Regions from separate parts of the Homo sapiens genome. Here region 1 is linked to region 2. A link is a loop called in an ENCODE intact Hi-C map of the cell type or tissue named here. Cell type or tissue: PC-3. All regions are shown on one strand. Each heading gives the region's core, and the rest is flanking DNA. Links, peaks and the distances in the headings are about the cores only.

What was found. Peaks named below come from ENCODE experiments on the same cell type or tissue, not always from the same donor. Only the 100,000 strongest peaks of a DNase experiment are listed, where the experiment ranks them.
Region 1: it touches region 2 in a loop (3-fold over the local background); 31 of 110 quality-filtered maps call a loop at or near these places.

The regions. Positions count from the first base shown.
Region 1 is chr2:61,472,152-61,484,611 of GRCh38, forward strand. XPO1 (exportin 1) reads right to left here. Exons shown (of 25, transcript NM_003400.4): 21 at 11,786-11,954; 22 at 10,806-10,940; 23 at 10,229-10,388; 24 at 9,034-9,130; 25 at 5,698-6,815. The coding sequence ends at 6,669. USP34-DT (USP34 divergent transcript) reads left to right here. Exons shown (of 3, transcript NR_185882.1): 2 at 8,174-8,432; 3 at 10,476-11,790. Among named protein-coding and RNA genes, the nearest start is that of USP34-DT, 7.3 kb to the left of the region's middle. RefSeq lists a silencer at 6,029-6,229. In PC-3, for the core only: no CTCF peak of the experiment used is centred there; no DNase peak of the experiment used is centred there.
Region 2 is chr2:61,422,314-61,432,461 of GRCh38, forward strand. The region is part of intron 1 of USP34 (ubiquitin specific peptidase 34); the gene reads right to left. Among named protein-coding and RNA genes, the nearest start is that of SNORA70B, 10 kb to the left of the region's middle. RefSeq lists enhancers at 2,859-3,536, 3,537-4,214, 4,215-4,892 and a silencer at 7,727-7,921. In PC-3, for the core only: a CTCF peak has its summit at 4,163 (motif pointing right); a DNase peak (open chromatin) is centred at 1,598; H3K4me3 peaks cover 545 bases; H3K27ac peaks cover 3,278 bases.

The DNA of each region.
Region 1 (12,460 bases), core at 1,710-9,709, 52 kb after region 2:
GCACGCCCATCTCTCCATGCCAGAACCACCTGGTTCCAAATGCTTTGCCTTTCTGCTGCTTGAAGTTGATACTATAAACAGTCTGCCCAACCCGTTTTGTTTCCCACTAGCAGGTGATCCTTAGGATTGTAGTTCTATTCTACCATCATCTTCCCTTCTTCCTTGTCTTTCTCACAGAATTGGGTTTTTGCAGACTTACTTTGGATCCTGAGGCAGACATTCGTTGTCCACTCAACATACATTCCCACGTATCCCTTTTTTCCCTGCCAACACAACCCCAATTATTTTTATTTGAATTTTTTTTTTTTGAGACAAAGTCTCACTCTGTCGCCAAGGTTAGAGTGCAGTGGTGCGATCACAGTTCACTACAGCCTCCACTTTATGGGCTCAAGGGATCCTCCCACTTCCCTAGTAGCTGGGGCTACAGGCGCTCTCCACCACACGTAACTAATTGTTTTTTATTTTTAGTAGGGACAGGGTCTTGCTATGTTACCCAGGCTGGTCTCAAACTCCTGGCCTCAACTGATCCTCCGGCCCAAAATGTTAGGATTACAGGTATGAGCCAACGTGCTGGTCTCACGTTTTTTCAGGTAGCAGTTGAAACCAACCATCATGGTGATCTGGCTTTTCTAGGGCTGGCCATACATAATTGAGTTCCTCCTGATAAAAGGTAAGCAACAATCCTGAGAAACATAGTGGGAGCCCTGTGTCTACAAAAATTTAAAAGGTGGCTGGGCGCGTTGGCTCACTCCTGAAATCCCGCACTTAGGGAGGCTGAGGTGAGCAAATCACCTGAGGTCGGGAGCTCTAGACCGGCCTGACCAACATGGACAAAGCTCATCTCTGCTAAAAATACAAAATTAGGCATGGTGGTGCATGCCTGTAATCCCAGCTACTCAGGAGGCTGAGGCAGGAGAATCGCTTGAACCCGGGAGGCAGGGGTTGCGGTGAGCCGAGATCGCGCCATTGCACTCCAGCCTGGGATAAGAGTGAAACTCCGTCTCATAAAAAAAAAAAAAAAAAAAGGCCAGGCATGGTGGTTCATGCCTGTAATCCCAGCGCTTTGGGAGGCCGAGGCGAGAAGATCACTAAATCAGGAGATTGAGACCATCCTGGCTAACACGGTGAAACCCCGTCTCTACTAAAAATACAAAAAATTAGCCAGGCATGGTGGTGGGCGCCTGTAGTCCCAGCTACTTGGGAGGCTGAGGCAGGAGAATGGCATGAACCCAGGGAGCAAAGCTTGCAGTGAGCTGAGATCGCGCCACTGCACTCCAGCCTGGGCGACACAGCAAGACTCCGTCTCAAAAAAAAAAAAAAAAAATTACCTGGTCGTGGTGGCTCACGACTATAATCATAGTACTTTGAGAGTCCAAGGCAGATGGATTGCTTGAGCCTGGGAGTTCTACATCAACCTGGGCAACATGGCAAAAGTCCATCTCCAGTACATAAGAAAATTAGTGGAATGTGGTGGTGCACACCTGTAATCCCAGCTACTGGGGAGGCTGAGGTGGGAGGATCACTAGAGCCCAGGAGATTGAGACTGCAGTGAGCTGTGGTCATACCACTGCAGTCTAGCCTGGGTGACAGAGTGAGACCCTCTCTGGAAAAAAAAAGAAATGTAAGCAGAAATCTGCAGGATGGGTTCTTTGGGAAGAATTCCCAAAAGAATTCCTAATACGATGAGGGACAAATTCAGCTAACATACCATTTAACCCTTTCTGCCTGAAACATGGTCTTGATGCACAAAGTAATACCCATCTTGTAATTTTTTTAACAATGAAAACTTTTACCCCATTTGCGATTTCATTGTTTAAAAAATTTGATTAAACAGGCCGGGCACAGTGGCTCACGCCTGTAATCCCAACACTTTGGGAGGCTGAGGCAGGTGGATCACCTGAGGTCAGAGTTCAAGACCAGCCTTACCTACATGCTGAAACCCCATCTCTTCTAAAAATATAAAAAATGAGCCGGGTGTGGTGGCGGGCACTTTGTAATCCCAGCTACTCGGGAGGCTGAGGCTGGAGAATTGCTTGAACCCGGGGGTGGAGGTTGCAGTGAGCCGAGATTCTGCCATTGCACTCCAGCCTGGGCAACAAGAGCAAAAAAAATTCCATCTCGAAAAAAAATGATAAAACAGAATCATAAAGTGTGGATCCCTGATGCATCTTTGAACAACAGTCTATGCTCAGACTGCTTATGTGAGAAAAATAAAATGTATTTTTCTTGGCTGGGCATGGTGGCCTACACCTGTATTCCCAGAACTTTGAGAGGCTAAGGAGGGCAGATCACTTGAGGACAGGAGTTAGAGACCGGCCTGGCCAACGTAATGAAACCCATCTCTACTAAAAATACAAAAATTAGGCTGGGCGCAATGGCTCACGCCTGTACTCCCAGCACTTTGGGAGGGGGAGGTGGGCAGAACACAAGGTCAGGAGTTCAAGACCAGCCTGGCCAACGTAGTGAAGCCTCGTCTCTACTAAAAATACAAAAATTAGCCGGGTTTGATGGCGCATGCCTATAGTCCCAACTACTTGGGAGGCTGAGGCAAGAGAATTGCTTGAACCCAGGAGGCAGAAGTTGCAGTGAGCCAAGATCGCACCAGTGCACTCCAGCCTCGGCGACAGAGCAAGACTCCGTCTCAAAAAAAAAAAAAAGCCGGTTGTGGTGGAGGGCACCTGTAATCCCAGCCACTCAGAAGGCTGAGGCAGGAGAATCCCTTGAACCCGGGAGGCAGAGGTTGCAGTGAGCTGCAGTTGCCACTGCACTCCAGCCTGGATGACAGAGCAAGACTCCTCAAAAAAGTTCTTTTTCTTTAAGCCATTCTTCAGATTTTCGTTACTTGTAACCAAACACATTTCTAACTACTGATTACAGATACTCTTTTTTTTTTTTTTTTTTTTTTTTGAGTCTCGCTTTTTTTGCCCAGGCTGGAGTGCAGTGGAGTGATCTCCGCTCACTGCCAGCTCCGCCTCCCGGGTTCAGGCCATTCTCCTGCCTCAGCCTCCTGAGTAGCTGGGACTACAGGTGCCACCACCACACCTGTCTACTTTTTTGTATTTTTAGTAGAGATGGGGTTTCTCCATGTTGGTCAGGCTGGTCTCGAACTCCCACCCTCAGGTGATCCGCCCGCCTCGGCCTCCTAAAGTGCTGTGATTACAGGCGTGAGCCACCGCGCCCGGCCAAGTGTGTATAACTGTTGATCAACATTTTGAAGACCAGTTATGACAGTTAAATTATTTGCCACAACTCAAATGAACAGCAGAGCACTTTATCACAAACTAACATTCACCCTGGAATGTACTGTACAGTCAACCTATTCTGTCTCCTTCCATCTCTCCATTCCTATGCCTTTCATCTTTTTATTTTATTTTAATTTTTTTTTGAGATGGAGTCTTGCTCTGCTGCCCAGGGTGGAGTGCAGTGGCGCAATCTCGGCTCACTGCAAGCTCTGCCTCCTGGGTTCAAGCGATTCACCTGCCTCAGCCTCCTAAATAGCTGGGATTACAGATGTGTGCCATCACATTGGGCTAATATTTATATTTTTAGTAGAGACAGGGATCTTACTATGTTGCCCAGGCTGTTCTTGAACTCGGTCTCAAGTGATCCACCCACCTCAGCCTCCCAAAGTGATGGGATTACAGGTATGAGCCACCAGCCCTGGCCTAAATTTAAAAAAAAGGGTATTCCTATGTTGCCCAGACTGGTCTCGAACTCCTGAGCTCCAGCAATCCTCCCACCTGCCAAAGTGCTAGGATTACAGTTGAGCCACTGCACCCCACAGAGATCTCACTGTGTTGCCCAGGCTGCAGTGCAGTGACAATTCATAGGCCCAGCATGCTTTGAACGGCATGCTTTGAGGTGATCCTCCTGCCTCAGCCTCCCAAGTAGCTGGGACTACAGGCATATTCCACCACTTTCCTGGCTCAAGGAATCCTCCTGCCTCAGCCTCCTGGGTAGCTGGGAGGACAAGTGTGTGTCACCACACCTGGACAACTGGGGGTGTATTTGTATCTTATGGGATGGATATTTGGTGATTTGTTATGAGCAAATTGATACCCTTCTGTTTGTGGAGATTCTCTTGAATCCTTTTTTCCATACACTCCATTTTCTTCTGTTTGGAACTCATGTTTACTTATGGAGTGGTCCTCAAATTTTTAAAAGTTTATATTTTGCATCTTTTTCTCTTTTCCCTCTATTTTTGGGAGATTTAAATTTCTTTTTTTTTCTTTTTGAGGAGTCTCGCTGTCGCCCAGGCTGGAGTGCAGTGGCGCCGTCTCAGCTCACTGCAAGCTCCGCCTCCCGGGTTCACGCCATTCTCCTGCGTCAGCCTCCCAAGTAGCTGGGACTACAGGTGCCCACCACCATGCCCGGCTAATTTCTTTGTATTTTTAGTAGAGACAGGGTTTCACAGTGTTAGCCAGGATGGTCTCCATCTCCTGACCTCGTGATCCGCCCGCCTTGGCCTCCCAAAGCGCTGGGATTACACACGTGAGCCACCGCACCTGCCTCTGCAACTCATTTTTTATTTCTGCTATTCTCTAATTTCCAAAATTCTGTTCTCTTGATATACCTTTACTGTGGTATTGTTTTTCTTGGTTGCAGAAAGCTCTCAACTTTTCTAAGGGTACTGGTGATTGATATTTTTGTTTACTTTTGCCTGTGCAGTCTGTTTTCAACTTGCCCGTTTCCATTTTAAAATTCATATTGAGACTGCCCTTAGATGTCTGATAATCCTTAGTTGTCCATTTACACACCCATTATATAAAATGTATAGGGAAGGCCAGGCACGGTGGCTCACGCCTATAATCCCAGCACTTTGGGAGGCTGAGGTGGGTGGATCACCTGAGGTCAGGAGTTTGAGACCAGCCTGTCTAAACATGGCAAAACCCCATCTTTAGTAAAAGCACAAACAGCTGGTTGCGTTGATGCGTGCCTGCAGCCCCAGCTTCTCTGGAGGCTGAGGCTGGAGAATCGCTTGAATCCGGGAGGCGGAGGTAGTAGTGAGCCGAGATCACGCCACTGCACTCCAGCCTGAGCAACAGAGCAAGATTCTATCACCCCCACCCCCCACCCCGCAAAAAAAAAAATCAATCTATATCTGAGAGAGAGTGTCTCACTCTGGCTGGAGTGCAGTGGCACAATCTCAGCTCACAGCAACCTCTCCTTCCCAAATTCAAGAGATTCTCCTGGCTCAGCCTCCCAAGCAGCTGGAACTACAGGCACGTGCCACCACACTTGGCTAATTTTTGTATTTTTTTGTAGAGACAGGGTTTCACTGTGTTGGCCAGGCAGGTCTGGGACTCTTGGCCTCAAGTGATCCGCCCACCTTGGCCTCCCAAAGGGCAGGGATTACAGGTGTGAGCTACCAAGCCTGGCTCCACTCACCCTTTTGAGAAGGCTCATGGCTACTTAGTTTACTTACATTTTTTAAGAATACAATTAGTATTTGTACCAGGTTACATCTGTGTTCTCATTCCAAGGCTAATGTTTATTCTTTGTTACATTTAGATGCTAAGTAGAGTTAGACAAGAAGTGCCCTCTAATCCCAAATAAAGGTAAAATGAGTCAAAATGCCACAGGAGGAATTTGTTTCTTGAGAACAAAAGGTATCTTAGGAACATGTTCATTTTACACAACTGCTGCATTTACTAGGAACAATAACCTTAGAAATCTTGTTTGTAAATCAAGGGGTCCAACTTCATTTAAAATGTTACTTGATGCTTAAACACAAATACCCACTATCATTAATATAGGAATAAATGAGTCAATAAAGGAAAAATAAATGTAAACCAAGTTTATTTTGCTTTTTAAGTAGTGTTCTTAAAGCACTACAGCTTGGTAAACAATGTAAATTAGTATAAGTCATCTCAAAAGCCAGAGTTGTTTTGTTTTTTAATGAGTTGTTAAAAAGATGCAGCCTATTCTAACAGGATAAATATTTTTAACCATTTCACTTCGAGTTAATGAAGGCTCACAAATGAGCAACACTCCTCATTGAGGAAAACAAAAAGCTGTTGTCGACAAGCGACAGCACACACACACAAAAACAAAAAGAACTGTGTAAAAATAACTAACTGTGTTCCCATATTTTTGAAGTCGCTTTACAATGGGATGATATGCACATGATCTTGCTGCAATCTTGCCAAAGAGACTTTGTAATACATGTAGTCTAGACAAACGATTCAGTCCAAGAGGTGCTAACTTCAGACAATGCAGCACTATAATCCTTTAAACAACGCAATTTGTTTTACTCATTATCTTTTCTTCTAGGCTGAAATAGACTAGAAGGAAAATGCTCCCTAATTAAAAATTGGTATTGTTTACAGGAAAAATTGTATAATTTTGCATTAGAATTACAAGTATATGTTCAAATCGAATTTGCCTCCTCCCCCCAGCCCAGCCACAAAAATGGGCATGAAGTAAAATTTTTAAAAATGCCTTAATTTTCAACTTCATGCAAACTAAATAAAGATGACCAAAACAAAAGCTTAAACAATGGAAGGATATTTCACAGAAAATTTCTTATACAAAAAAACACATAAGAAAAAGGGCCACTAGGTGACATTTTAATTTACAAATTGGCATCATTTTGGTCGACAAATACCCACATGCTGTTTTCCTCTGCTAACGAGTTGCAGAGAAAAAAAACAGCATGAATTTGGATTTTAATCACACATTTCTTCTGGAATCTCATGTGGATTAAAGATGCCAGGGACAGACATTTGACGTTTATGTTTCTCTTCATCAGCCTGCCGTAGGGCTATTTCTCTCTCTTCCAAAAACAAATCAGAAGTGTCTTCACCTGCAAATTCCTGTGAAAACAGATAGTTGAAATGTCAACGCAATAAACTTCAACTTGCAAAGAAAGAAATCATAGATGAGCAATTTCCTTTTTAGAGAAGGAAGGAATATAAATTATCCATAAAGTGGCTGGGTTTTAAATTATAGGATAGTGACACAGTATACTACATAGCTGAATGAACTGCAAACCTGTTAACTGGTGGGGGGGAAGATTACAAAAGAATCATGGGCCCCGGCATGGTGGCTCACGCCTGTAATCCCAACTTTGGGAGGCAGAGACGGGAAGAATACTTGATGTCAGGAGACCACCCTGGCCAACATGGTGAAACCCTGTCATTACTAAAATTAGCCATGCATGGTGGCACAGGCGCCTGTAATCCCAGCTACTTGGGAGGCTGAGGCAGGAGAATCACTTGAACCTGCATGGCGGAGGTTGCAGTGAGCCAAGATCACGCCACTGCTCTCCAGCCTGGGTGATAAAAGCGAGACTGTGCCCCCCCAAAAAAAACAAAAAAAATGGTGTGATACCTTACAGTAAATAGTCTTCAATGTGATTATTATGCATTGTATGCTTCTACCGAAGTATCTCATGCATCCCATCCCCTAAGTATATACACCTACTATGTATTCACACAAATTTTGTTCTCTTTGTGATAGAGTCTTGTTCTGTAGCCCCAGCACATTATCTCAACCTCTTCCTCCAAGATGCAAGCAATTCTCCTGCCTCAGCCTCCCCAGCAGCTGGGATTACAGGCACCACCACATCTGGCTCATTTTTTGTATTTTTACTAGAGACGTAGTTTCACCATGTTGCCCAGGCTGATCTCAAACTCCCAAGCTCAGACAATCCACCTGTCTCGGCCTCCCAAAGTGCTAGGATTACAGGCATGAGCCACTGCACCCAGACACTTTTTTCTCTTTTCTTTTGAGAGGCAGTCTTGCTCTGTCGCCCAGGCTGGCGTGCAGTGTTATGATCTCAGCTCACTGAAACCTCTGCCTCCTGGGTTCAAGTGATTCTCCTGCCTCTGCCTCCCGAGTAGCTGGGACTACAGGCACCTGCCACCAGACCTGGCTAATTTTTGTATTTTTAGTAGAGATGAGGTTTCACCATGTTGGCCGGGCTGATCCTGAACTCCTGACCTCAACTGATCTGTCTGCCTCGGCCTCCCAAAGTGCTGGGATTACAGGTGTGAGCCACTGTGCCCAGCTAAAAATTCTTCATATGCCAAGATACCAAGAAAGATGTTTCTCCTAAGGCTAATTAATAACTGTCATTAAATTAAGTTTAGTTATATTATCATTGACTTCGTAGCTATCAGTTAACTTTTTTTTTTTTTTTTTGAGATGAAGTTTCACTCTTGTCACCCAGGTTGGAGTGCAATGACGTGATCTCGGCTCACCGCAACCTTTGCCTCGTGGGTTCAAGCAATTCTCTTGCCTCAGCCTCTCAAGTAGCTGCGAATACAGCTGTGCGCCACCACGCCTGGCTAATTTTTGTATTATTAGTAGAGACGGGGGTTTCACCATGTTGGCCGTGCTAGTCTCAAACTCCCGACATCAGGTGACCCACCCACCTTGGCCTCCCAAAGTGCTGGGATTACAGGCATGAGCAACTGCGCCCAGCCTAGGTAACTTTCATTAGTTTTTTAAAAATTGGCTAATATTTTTACAGTAAAAAAAAAAAACCTTTGTATTTTGGAGAAAATATTTAAGAGCTAAGAGACTAATTCTTATTCAACAATCATGGATAAACTATTCATCAACTACTTAGGGTTTCACAGTACTTCCAAATTTCTTTAAAGCAAGATGTTCAAAGAAAAACCCTTCCCAAAAGTATGAATAAAGCACTGTATAACAGCAGAAGAAAGACATTCTATCTAGTAACTTTCACAAGTTCCCTCAACTAACAAAATTGGTATAAAATTATAAAAAGAACTACCAACGTTTTTCTTACCCAATATTCCATTATACATTTAAGACTACCTAAAATGAATTACATTAGTAATAAGTTTATCCGAATAACATCTCAAACATATCTATCCTTATTGGACTTTAGTTTTTCACTGTATTACCAGTCTCAGGTTTTTTGATTACAGAGATTGTGTAAACGTATTATCTTGAAACCCCATTTATTTGGCATGACAAATCAAGTGATAAAAATTCTACAATGTAACATAAAAGTGGTCACATCTACCCCTAATATTTCTGCAAGAGCAAATAAATACATACCTTTATTTGAACTAGGAAATCTCTTAAATGTTCCTTGAAAGCAGGAATATCTTGATTTAAGCTGAAAAGCCCTGTCACAAAGAGCTTTACTTGAGCACTGCAAATCAAAACACAATGATTAAATAATGATTTATTTTTCCCCCGAGACAGAGTATTGCTCTGTCACCAGGCTGGAGTACAGTGGCATGATCTCTGCTCACTGTAATCTCTGCCTCCCGGGTTCAAGACATTCTCCTGCCTCAGCGTCCCAATAATGTTTTTTTTTTTTAATCAAGAATTTTTTTTTAATTTTTGAGACAAAGTTTTGCTCGTTTACCAGGTTGGAGTACAATCGCACAATCGCGGCTCACCGCAACCTCTGAAGCTATTCTCCTGCCTCAGCCTCCCAAGTAGCTGGGATTACAGGCATGCACCACCATGCCCGGCTAATTTGTATTTTTAGTAGAGACAGGGTTTCTCCATGTTGGTCAGGCAAATCTCAAACTCCTGACCTCAGGTAATCTGCCCGCCTAGGCCTCCCAAAGTGCTTGGATTACAGGCGTTTGCCACCGTGCCCAGCCTTTTTATTTTTTGAGACAGTCTTGCTCTGTCACCCACACTGGAGTGCAGTGGCACAATCTCGGCTCACTGCAACCTCTGCCTCCTGGGTTCAAGCAGTTCTCCCCCTCAGCCTCCCAAGTAGCTGGGATTTCAGGCACCCACCACCATGCCCAACTAATTTTTTGTATTTTTAGTAGAAACGGGGTTTCACCATCTTGGCCAGGCTGGTCTTGAACTCCTGACCTTGTGATTCACCCACCTCAGCCTCCCAAAGTGTTGGGATTACAGTCATGAGCCACCGTGCGTGGCCTTTTTTTTTTTTTTTTTTTTTTTGCTTTTTTAAAGAGGCAGGGTCTCACTCTATCACCCAGGCTGGTGTACAGTGGTGCGATCATAGCTCACTGCAGTCTTAAACTCCAGGATGCAAACAACCCTCTCGCCTCAGCCTCTCCAACAGCTGGTCCTACAGATGCATACCACTTCTGACTACTTTTTTTTTTGTAGAGACGGGATCTTGTTTTGTTGTCTAGGTTGGTCTCCAACTTTTGGGCCCAAGCAATCCTCCCACCTTAGGCTTCCCAAAGTGCTGGGATTACAGGTGTGAGCCACTGTGCCCGACCAGGAACATTCTACGTTTATTAAAAGGTATATTTACTCTTGTAGGTGAGGGAAGGCCGACTTAAGGAGATTAGCCACATATTCCTGAAGAAAGATTTGGTTGTTAACTGGATTTCCAGGATTTAATGATGTACTTATTTTTCCTTCTTCAACCAAATTAAACATATATGCAAGAATTGATGCATGCATTGTTAAACCTGTTGATAAGAAGAAAATTATTAACTCCAAAATGTAATATAACTATAGATCTTAGCGTTTTTTTTTGTTTTGTTTTTTTTTTTTAGACGGAGTCTCGCTCTGTCACCCAAGCTGGAATGCCGTGGCGCAATCTTAGTTCACTGCAACCTCTGCCTCCTCGGTCCAAGCCATTCTCCTGCCTCAGCCTCCCGAATAGGTGGGATTGCAATCACATGCCACCATGCCCAGTATTTTTATTGTATCTTTTATTTTTTTATGGTATTTTTAGTACAGACAGTTTCACCATGGTGGCCAGGCTGTTCTCGAACTCCTGACCTCATAATCTCCCCGCCTCGACCTCCCAAAGTGCTGGGATTATAGGCGTGAGGCCCTGTGCCCAGCTGGCACTTAACATTTAAATCGTATTAAATTCTTACCAGCAGTATGTGAAGTGTCTGTCACAACAGAAAAGATATGCTGGAGAATATCACAAAAATAAGTTTGATAAAAACTCTGAGCTGCAGCTTCTTCTTGTGCAACATTTTGTAAGAGTGTAAAAAGTATCTGTAAGCCTAAAAGACATAGAATACCAATGGAAAGTTACTACAGACTGACAGCACTCATGATAGTATTTAGCTCTTATCAAAGTATTCTGAATCTAACCCTGTTCTCCCTTTTTTTTGGGATGATGACTAATAATTACTTGCATAAGGTTTCTTAAATTAATAATGGAATACAACTATATCCAATGCTGGCTTACTTATAAATTATAATAAGTTGTGTGAGAGCTAAACTGTGAAGATGTAAAGGCATAAAGATCATATAATGGACTTTGGGGACTTGTGGGGAAGGGCAGGAGTGGGTGAGGGATAAGACTACACATAAGGTGGAGTTCATACACATGAGGGATAAGACTACACATAAAGTAGAGTTCATACTGCTCACATGACAGGTGCACCAAAATCTCAGAAATCACCACTGAAGAACTTATTCATGTAACCAAAAACCACCTGTTCCCCAAAAACTATTGAAATAAAAAAAGAACCTCATGAATATTTTTTAAAAGCCTATGGGAAAAAAATTACAATCTAAGTTATGACTATTACCACCCTTTCACCATTTCTGAAAGCTCAGCTGATTCTATATGAACTTCTACAACATCACTACCCAGTAGAACTTTGTATTACGCAAACCAATTATTACTAGGCCGCTCTCCCCATAACTCAATTCTGCCTATGGACTCACTTGGAGTGGAGTGGAACAGTTGATTAAACTGCTTATAGGATTTTCTCAGATGTTCATATATGTAATTCACACACTCAAAACTCTGAACAAGTAATACCTTCCTATGTACAATTAACTATATTTGTATTTTTGGATTGGCAGGCAAATGAATAAAAGAACATCTTTTATTTACCCGTATCTGCGACATTCCTCATAGTATGTTTGAAAGCCCAAATGATGGAATCCAAAACAAGTTTAAACTGTGTAGGTGGAATAGCAAGGAATGCTGGGAAACAATGAGAATTGACAGCCTGAAGTAGTAAGAAAAAGTTCGTTCTATGTTCAGGATATTCTTCAAAGTCCTAAAAATAAGTGGTGGAAACAAAATAATGTTTCAGTGTCTTTGTTGTGCTAGACAGGAGGGGAAAAGCAAGGCTTAATCCAGTATAAATATTTGGAGTTTTCAATAAACCACAGAAGATAGAATGCCTCCTGAAAGGTAAACCCAAGTAAAATACAATCCACCTCTCACGGAAAATGAAACTGTCCCGTTACGCACATGAGTTATCAAATTGAAGGAGAAAGACAACCTTTTTAATAGAGAACTCATCTAAACCATTATTACCATAAGACTACTACTATCACTTTTGTTTTTAATTTGAAATCACCACTACAGATTACAAAAAAATTTAAGTTACCGTGTAAATGTGTCCACTTAACGTATCTTTTATCTCTTTTTTCTTTTTAAACAGTCTCACTCTGTCACCCAGGCTGTAGTGCAGTGGCGCAATCTCAGCTGACTGCAACCTCCGCCTCCTGGGTTCAAGAGATTCTCCTGCCTCAGCCTCCCGAGTAGCTGGGACTACAG
Region 2 (10,148 bases), core at 19-8,018:
ATCCTACTCTAACAAAAAACACACACGGCACACATTCTGAAAAAAAGTTTGTGTGGCCAGAAAACCATCCTCACCAGAGGCCCGCCTGACAGCCTAGCTGCTAACCAACAAAAACTTTCCAACTCATTCCATCCAACCCAGAACCAGAAAGGCAAGTGAAGGACATTTCATCAGAGTAGAGTTCTCCAAACACACAGCTATCATCATACTCAAAGGTGAAAGCCCAAAAGCTTTTCCTCTAAGATTAGGACCAAGATAAGGTGGTCACTTTCACAATTTCTATTCAACACAGTATTAGAAATTCTAGTCAGAGCAATTCAATGAGGAAGAAAATGGAAAGAAATCAAGTCACTTCTGTCCACAGATAACATGAACCAACAGAAAACCCTAAGGATTACACAAGAAGAACTGTTAGAACTAACAGCCGGTAATCCCAGCACTTTGGAAGGCCAAGGCGGGCAGATCACTTGAGCTTAGGAGGTCAAGACCAGCCTGAGCAGCATAGTGAAACCCCATCTCTACGAAAAATATAAACAATTAGCCAGGCATGGTGGTGCACACCTCTGGTCCCAGCTACTGAGGAGGCTGAGGTGGAAGGATCACTCGAACCTGGAAGGTTAAGGCTGAAGTGAGCCGAAAAAAATCAGTGGCTTCCATTAAACTGCAGTTTGCATTTCAGCATTCCAACCTGGGTAACAGAGTGAGACCCCCTCTCAAAAACAAACAAACAAAAAATAAGTGAATTCAACAAAGTTACAGGATACAAATTCAAAACACAAAAATCAGATATACTTTTGTCTTTTTAAATTTTTGGTTTTTTGAGACAGTCTCACTCTTTTGCCCAGGCTGGAGTGCAGTGGCACAATCTTGGCTCACTGCAACCTCTGCCTCCCAGGTTCAAGCGATTCTCCTGCCTCAGCCTCCTGAGTAGCTGGGATTACAGGTGCCCACCATCACGCCTGGCTAGTTTTTGTATTTTGTAGAGAGGGAGTTTCACCATGATGGCCAGGCTGCTCTCGAACTCCTGATCATAAGTGATATGCCCGCCTCAGCCTCCCAAAGTGCTGGGATTACAGGTCAGATGCATTTCTAATACACTAACAATGAACAATTTAAAAAGGAAATATTAAAAAAAATCCATTTGCATCAGCATCAAAAAGAAAAATGAAACAAGGAGGAAAAGACTTGTTAACAATGAAAACTACAAAATGTTGCTAAAAGGAATTAAAGAAGATGTAAATAAATGGGAAGAAATCCCACATTCACTGGTTGGAAGACATTATATTGTTAAATATCGACACCACCCAAATTGATTTATGAATTAAAAGCAATCACTATCAAAATCCCCAGTGAGGCCCAACAGCTCACACCTCCGATCCTAGTGCTTTGGTAGGTTGAGGCAGGAAGACTGCTTGAGGCCAGGAATTCAAGACCAGCCTGGGCAACACAGCAAGGTACCATCTCTAAAAATATGTATATTTTTAAAAATTAGCCAGGCACGGTGGCACATGCCTATAGTTCTAGCTACTCAGGACACTAAGGATAACGTGGGAGAATGGCTTGAGTCCAGAAGTTCAACGCTATAGTGAGATATGATCATGCCACTGACTCCAGCATGAGTAACAGGGCAAGATCCTGTCTCTTAAAAAACAAACAACAAAATAAATAAAATAAATGTTCACAAGTTATGTGGAACTGGAACCATTGTGTACTCTTGCTGGGAATATAAAATGTTACAGCTGCTGTGGAAAACAGTATGACAGTTCCTTGAAAAATCAGAAACACAATTACCATATGATCCAGCAATCCCACTCGTGAGCATATATACTGAAATGAATTGAAAGCACCATCTCCAAGAGATCTTTGCTCTCTTGGACCTCTACTATACGGTGTATAAATATCCCATTGCTCCTAGGCTACAAACCTGTATGGCATGTAACTGTACTGAATACTCTAGGCAACCATAATACAATGTAAGTATTTGCATATCTAAACATATTTAAGTATAGAAAAGGTACAGTAAAAATTATAACCTTACGACCACTGTCCTACACTAGGTCCATCATTGACCAAAACATCGTTACTCGGTGCATGACTGTACTTGTACAATTCAACTGGTATGAGGTATTTAAAGTAGCCAAATTCACAGAAACAAAGGAGAAGGGTGGTTGCCCAGAAATGCGTTTCAGTTTTGTCACATGAAAAAGTTGTAGAGATTTGTTGCACGAGAATGTTAACATTTCTAACACTACTCAACTATATACATAAAAAATGATCAAGAAAAGAAATGTTTCGCTCATGTCTGTAATCCCAACACTTTGCGAGGCCAAGGCAAGAGGATCACTTGAGCCCAAGAGTTCAACACCAGCCCAGGCAACATGGCGAGACCCCCTCTCTATTTAAGAAAAAAAGACCAACAGTAAATTTTATGTTCTATATTTTTTTTTACCACAATTAAAAATTTTTGCAATTATTTTTTAAAGGAGTTCAGGAAATCCAAACTGTAGTTTAATGGAAGCCACTGAATTTTTTTTGAGAGGGAGTCTCACTCTGTCCGCCAGGGTAGAGTGCAATGGTGCAATATCGGCTCACTGCAACCTCCGCCTCCCAGGTTCAAGTGATTCTCCTGCTGAGTAGCTGGAATTACAGGCATGTACCACCACGCCCGGCTAATTTTTGTATTTTTAGTAGAGACAGGGTTTCACCACGTTGGCCAGGCTGGTCTCAAACTCCTGACCTCATGATCCACCTGCCTTGGCCTCCTGGGATTACAGGTGTGGCCCACTGCGCCCAGCTGCCACTGATTTTTTAGACTGAAAACAGGTGGGAGGCAGAGCAAGCATAGAAGGCTCCACTGATCATGCCCATGCCCCCGCCAACAAGGATACCAAATTAAGATCTACATAGAAAAAACACCTTCATAAAAAACAAAAATCAGGTGAGTACTCATAGTACCTGGTTTTAACTGAAACACCTTCATAAAAAACAAAAATCAGGTGAGTACTCATAGTACCTGGTTTTAACTGCGTATCACTGAAGGGAGAAACAACAGTCCTCAATTAGCAACTACGCACACTTCCTGTTCCCCCAGCCAGCAGCAAAAGGCCTGGTGCCTAGAGCCTCTCGGTGCTGAGGGAGGGACAACACAGCAACTGCAAGCCACTGAACTCAGTGCTGTCCTGTGAGAGCAGAAAAGAAAACCAGATCAAACCCAGGTGACTCCCACCCAGGGAGGGAGCATTTAAACCAGCCCTAAAGCGGAGGGCAACTGCCGATCCCAGGAGTCCCAACTTGAGTTCCCACCAGCCTCACCATGGAGGGCTACAGCACTCCATGTTTCCAAGTAAACTTTTTGGCAGTCTGAGCCGTAAGGACTACAACTCTTAACCGATTCTTAGTAATGAATGAACTGGGCACCAAGACAGTAGAGGTGGTGGGAAGGGGGACAGGAAGCAGGGAATGAGACATACTGAGACACCAGGCGGGGCAGCCAATGGAGTGCTGGCATCACCCCTTCCCCTCGACAGGCTGCACAGCTCAGGGCTCCAAGAAAGATGCCTTCCTTCTGTTTGAGGAGAGAAGGAAGAGTGGGGGGGACTCTCTTGCATCTTGGATACCAGCTCAGCCACAGCAAGACAGGGCACCGCTCAGAGTCATGAGGTCCCCTGTTCAGGGCCCTAACTCCCAGACATTTCTACACACACCCTGGGCCAGAAGACAGGAGCTGACAGCATTCATCACCTAACTGAGGAGCCCTTGGGCCCTGAATAACCAGTAGCGATATCCAAGTACTACATTGAGGGCCTCAGTTGAGCCTCTGAGACTTGCTGGCTTCAGTGAGATTCAGCACATTACCAGCTGTGGTGGCTATGGGGCAAAACTCCTACTTGAGAAAAGCTGAGGGAAAGAGTAAAGAGAACTTTGTCTTACAGCTTAGGTACCAGCACAAACACAGCAGGGTAGAGCACCAGTTGATTCTTGGGTGTCCCTAATTCTAAGACCTGACTCTTAAATGGCATTTCTGGACCTGCCCTGGGCCACAGGGGAGCCCACTGCCCTGAAGGGTGAGTCCCAGGTAACAGAGCGTTCATGACAAGCTGACTTCAGAGACACTGGGCCTTAGAGAAACATCGGTGAGTCTGGCAGTACCCCTTGTGGCCTGGGGGTGGCGGTGGCTACGAGGTGAGGTGGAAATGGGAAAAAGAGTGAGAAGTACCAGTCCTGTGGTTTGAATGCCAGCTCAGCCACAATACAAAAAGTATTGCTCTAGTATCTTAACTCCCAGACAACACTTCTGGACCCACCTGGGGTCTAGAGATCTTGCTGCCCTGAAGGAAGGATGCAGGTCTGGCTGGCTTTGCCAACTGCTGATTGCACAGCACCAGGGCCTTCAGCAAACATGGGAGGTAGCCAGAGTGCAGTTACAGCAGGCCTTGGGTGAGACCCAGCATAGTCCTAATTTCAAGACTGACCCAGCACAGTCATGGTGGCCACAGGGGTGCTTGTGTCACTCACTCCAACCCCAGCTTTAGGTGGCTCAGGACAGCGAGACCGTGTGTTTGGGAGAAAGTAAGGAAAGAGAACAAGAGTCTCCACCTGGTAATCCACAAATTATCCAGATCTTGTCCAAATCCATCAAGGTGGTACCTGTATGAGTCTGCAAGAACCACAGAATTACTGGGCTTGGGGTACCCCTAAAGCAGATACAGCTTAGATCACAATACCCAAGTTTTTTTCTTTTTGACATGGAGTTGCCCAGGCTGGAGTGCAGTGGCACGATCTCGGCTTACTGCAAGCTCTGCCTCCCAGGTTCACACCATTCTCCTGCCTCAGCCTCCCGAGTAGCTGGGACTACAGGTGCCCGCCACCACGCCCGGCTAATTTTTTTGTATTTTTAGTAGAGACAGGGTTTCACCATGTTAGCCAGGATAGTCTCGATCTCCTGACCTCGTGATCCACCCGCCTTGGCCTCCCAAAGTGCTGGGATTACAGGCATGAGCCACCGTGCCCGGCCCCAAGTTCTTTCAAATATCTAGAAAGCCTTCCCAAGAAGGACAGCTTCAAATAAGGCCAGACAGTGAAGACTACAATAAATACCTAACTCTTCAATGCCACTCAAGAACATCTACTAGCATCAACGCCATCCAGGAAAACATGACCTCACCAAATGAACTAAATAAGGCATCAGGGACCAATCCTGGAGAAACAGAGATATGTGACCTTTCAGATAAGGAATTCAAAATAGCCGTGTTGAGGAAACTCAAAGAAATTCAAGATAACACAGAAGGAATACAGAATTCTATCAGATAACTTTAACAAAGATTAAAACATGTAAGAAGACTCCAGCAGAAATTCTGGAGCTGAAAAACGCAATTGGCATACTAAAGAATGTATTAGTCTTTTGCAGCAGAATTGATGGCAGAGAAGTAAGAATTAGTGAGTTCAAACACAGACTATTTGAAAACACCCAAGTCAGGAGAAAAAAGAAAACGGAATTTCTAAAAATGAAGCATGCCTACGGGATCTAGAAAATAGCCTCAAAAGGGCAAATCTAAAGAGTTTTTGGTGGCCAGGCACAGTGGCTCACACCTGTAATCCCAGCACTTTGGATGGCTGAGGGAGGCAGATCACCTGAAGTCAGGAGTTTGAGACCAGCCTGGCCAACATGGTGAAACCCCGTCTCTACTAAAAACACAAAAAAACTAGCCGGGCATGGTGGCGTGTGCCTGTAGTCCCAGCTACTTGGGAGGCTGAGGCAGAAGAATCGCTTGAACCCGGGAGGCAGGGGTTGCAGTGAACCAAGATTGCGCCACTGCCCTCCAGCCTGAGCAACAAGAGCAAAACTCCGTCACAAAAAAAAAAAAAAAACTTCCAAATCTTAAACAAAGGCAAAAATGTTATTTCTGAGTATGAGTTTCTAATGATTCTCAAAAAAAAAAAAAAAAAGTGATCACCTTTGCAAATGTTAAATCAGTCATTGAAAACTGGTTAACAAAGGGAGAAATCAGCCATTCATCCTGACTTTCACGTAGAAATAGCAAATAAAAGTAATGAAACAGGTAATAAAAGCAAGTTTCTCCTGATACAGATAGTCCACCTAATCAAAGAAAAAAGTGACAGGATTAGTTTTGTAGCTGTTAATGTAATAAAAGCCTTAGGCAATGGCTGCTTGCTAACTATGACATTAAGTGGCACTCCAACCAACCCCATGGAAGAACACAACACAACCTATAAAACAGTCTTGCCAAGAAATTTAACCTGAATCTGATCAAGCCTCTAGATCTAGCAATAAAAGTATGGAAATACAAAAGACAAAGCATAATAATTACACAAGGATAAAATCTGCAAAATCCAGATGGGAAATCGTATGCACTAAGCAAGCCACGGAACGAGCAGTTTCTGCAACAAATAAAAAGAAAGAGGGGAACCTAGAAATTACAACAGACTTAGGAAAAAAATTAGCTATGCCGATTCAGAGGTAACTCCTAGGAAGTGAGGTTTGAAAATAAAGAGAGAAAAGAATTATGTATTGAAACAGTAACAATAACCAACAGAGATATCAATGGCTACAAACTACAGGGCAGCCAGAATTCACAGAATTAGTCCACACAGGTAGCCAACAAACAAAACACAAAGAGCAAAACAAAATAATAACTTTACTCACACTAGAAACAAACCAAATTTCCATTAGAGTGGATTGAGTTTAAAAATAAAAAAAATAAAATAAATAAAAAGGATGCGCTTTGGGAAGAAAAGGAGGGAGGATTGCTTAAGGCTAGGAGTTCTAGACCAGCCTGGGCAACAGTACAAGACACTATCTCTACTAAACAAATTTTAAAATTAGCTAGGTTTGGCCAGGCACAGTGGCTCACGCCTGTAATCCCAGCACTTTGGGAGGCCGAGGCAGGCGGATCACGAGGTCAGGAGATCGAGACCATCCTGGCTAACAAGGTGAAACCCCGTCTCTACTAAAAATACAAAAATTAAGCCAGGCATGGTGGTGGGCACCTGTAGTCCCAGCTACTTGGGAGGCTGAGGCAGGAGAATGGCATGAACCCAGGAGGCAGACCTTGCAGTGAGCCAAGATTGCACCACTGCACTCCAGCCTGGGCAACAGAGCGAGACTCCGTCTCAAAAAATAAAATAAGATAAAATAAAATAAAATTAGCTGGGTGTGGTAGCATGCACCTGTAGTCCTAGCTACCCAGGAGGCTGAGGTGAATGAGTTGCTTAAGCACAGGCAGTCGAGGTTGCAGTGAGCTATAATGGCACCACATGACAGGTAACAGGGCAAGACTACCTCAAAAAAAAAAAGTTATCATATATATGCCAACATACGGAATTCTATTCAGCAATAAAAAGAAACCGACTACTGATGCACCAACAAGCAACATGGATGACTTCTAACCGTATGCTAAGTAAAAAGAATACCAACCAGATGTAAGTAGTACATAAAGTTTATTTCTAGCTGGACACAGTGGCTCCTGCCTATAATCCCAGCACTTTGGGAGGCCGAGGCGGGCAGATCACCTGAGGTCAGGAGTTCGAGACCAGTCTGGCCAACATGGTGACACCCTGTCTCCACTAAAATTTTGTATTTGTAAAAGTACAAAAATTAGGCTGGGCGCGGTGGCTCACGCCTGTAATCCCAGCACTTTGGGAGGCCGAGGCGGGTGGATCACGAGGTCAGGAGATCGAGACCATCCTGGCTAACACGGTGAAACCCCCCGTCTCTACTAAAAATACAAAAAATTAGCCGCGCGTGGTGGTGGGCACCTGTAGTCCCAGCTACTCGAGAGGCTGAGGCAGGAGAATGGCGTGGACCCGAGAGGCGGAACTTTCAGTGAGCCAAGATCGTGCCACTGCACTCCCGCCTGGGCGACAGAGCGAGTCTTCGTCACAAAAAAAAAAAAAAAAGAAAAGAAAAAAAAAATACAAAAATTAGCCAGGCGTGCTGGCACATGCCCATAATCCCAGCTACTCAGTAGGCTGAGGCAGGAGAATCACTTGAACCCAGGAGGCAGAGGTTGCAATGAGCCAGGATCGTGCCATTGCACTCCGGCCTGGGTGGCAGAGCAAGACTGTCTCAAAAAATAATAATAATAAAATACATTTAAAAATAAAGCTTAGGTGACAAAGCACATCAGCAGTTACGACAATGCAGAGTTGGTGGTGGGGCTGATTACAAACAGGAATGAGGAATAACTGGGTGATGGAAATGTTCAATTGTGGTTCTTATATGAGTGTATACATTTGTCAAAATGAATAAACACATACCCTTACAATAGACTAACCTTATTGTATGTAAATTATATAACAATTTAGTTAATTTTTAAAATCAGCAATTCTAATAGGTCTCATGTGAATCTTGATTCAAATTGTGAAGGAAAAGGTAGAATTTTTTAAAACTGAGAATATAAGGGAAATTGAATGCTATTTCGTATTAAGAAATTACTCTTGGGAGACCGAGGCAAGAGATCCCTTGAGGCCAGGAGTTCAAGACCACCCTGGGCAACCCCTTCGCTACAAAAAATAAAATAATTAACTGGGCATGGTAGTGCAAGCCTGTAATCTCAGCTACTTGGGAGGCTGAGAAGAGAGGATCACTTGAGCCTGGGAGTTTGAGGCTCATAGTGAGCTATGATCGTGCGCCCCTGCACTGAAGCCTGGGCAACAAGACCCCTATTCTTTAAAAAAAGAAAAATAGAAAAGAAATGAAACGAAATGAAATGAAACGAAAACTAAAGAAATTTACACAACTAGACACTGGAAAGGTTAGAGAAGAGGAATGTAGGGAGAGATTGGTTAATGAACAGAGAATTATACCTAGCCAGGAGGAATACATTCTAGTGTTTTATAGTACTGCAGGATGACTATTTTTTTGTTTTTGTTGTTCTTTGGAGCTTTATCAGGTTTTTGTTTGTTTAGAGAAGAGATTTAGCTCTGTCACTCAGGCTGGAATGCAGTGGCACAATCACAGCTTACTGCAGCCTGGACCTCCTGGGCTCAAACAATCCACTTGCCTCAGCCTCCCAAGTAGCTGAGACTACAGGTGCATTTCACCACACTCAACTAATTATTAATTAAACTTTTTGTAGAGATGGAGTCTTGCTGTGTTGCCCACACTGGTCACTAACTCCTGGCCTCAAGTGATCCTTCTGCCTCAGCCACCCAAAGCACTGGGATTACAGACATGAGTCACTGATCCTGGCTTTAGGATTACTATAGTTAATAATCTGACATTTTAGCTAGCAGAGGCTGGCCGGGCGTGGTGGCTCACACCTGTAATCCCAGCACTCTGGGAGGCCAAGTGGGTGGAATACCTGAGGTTAGGAGTTCGAGACCAGCCTGGCCAATCTGGTGAAACCCCATCTCTACTAAAATTCAAAAACTTAGCCGGGCATGGTGTTAGGCGCCTGTAATCCCAGCTACTTGAGACCCGCGGCAGGAGAATCACTTGAACCCGGGAGGCGGAGGTTGCAGTGAGCTGAAATCGCACCACTGCATTCCAGCCTGGGCAACAAGAGCAAGACTCCATCTCAAAAAAATAAATAAATAAAAGATAAATAAATAGCAGAGAGGATTTTGAATGTTCCCAACACAAAGAATGATAAATGCTTGAGATAACAATAATTACCCCAATTTGATCATTACACATCATATAAAGGTATTGAAATAGCATGCTGTACCCTATAAATATGTATAAGAATTACGTATGAATTTAAAATAACAAAAAACAGACCATGGCCAGGGGTAGCAGCTCACGCCTGTAATCACAGCACTTTGGGAGGCCAAGGCAAGATTTGCTTGGGCCCAGGTGTTTGAGACCAGCCTGGGCAACTTAGACAGAACCCACCGTTTTTCAATTAAAAAAAAAAAATGGAATGTAGTGACATTTTCCTGTAATCCTAGCACTTTGAGTGGCCAAGGTGGGCAGATGGCTTGAATTCAGGCGTTCAAGACCAGCCTGGATAACATGGCAAAACCCCATCTCTACAAAAAAAAGACAAAAATTAGCTGGGCATAATATCCCGTACCTACAGTCTTAGCTACTCAGGAAGCTGAGGTGGGCAGACAGCTTGAGCCCCAGGAGGTCAAGGCTGCAGTGAACCAGGAGCATGCCACTGCACTCCAGCCTGGGTGACAGA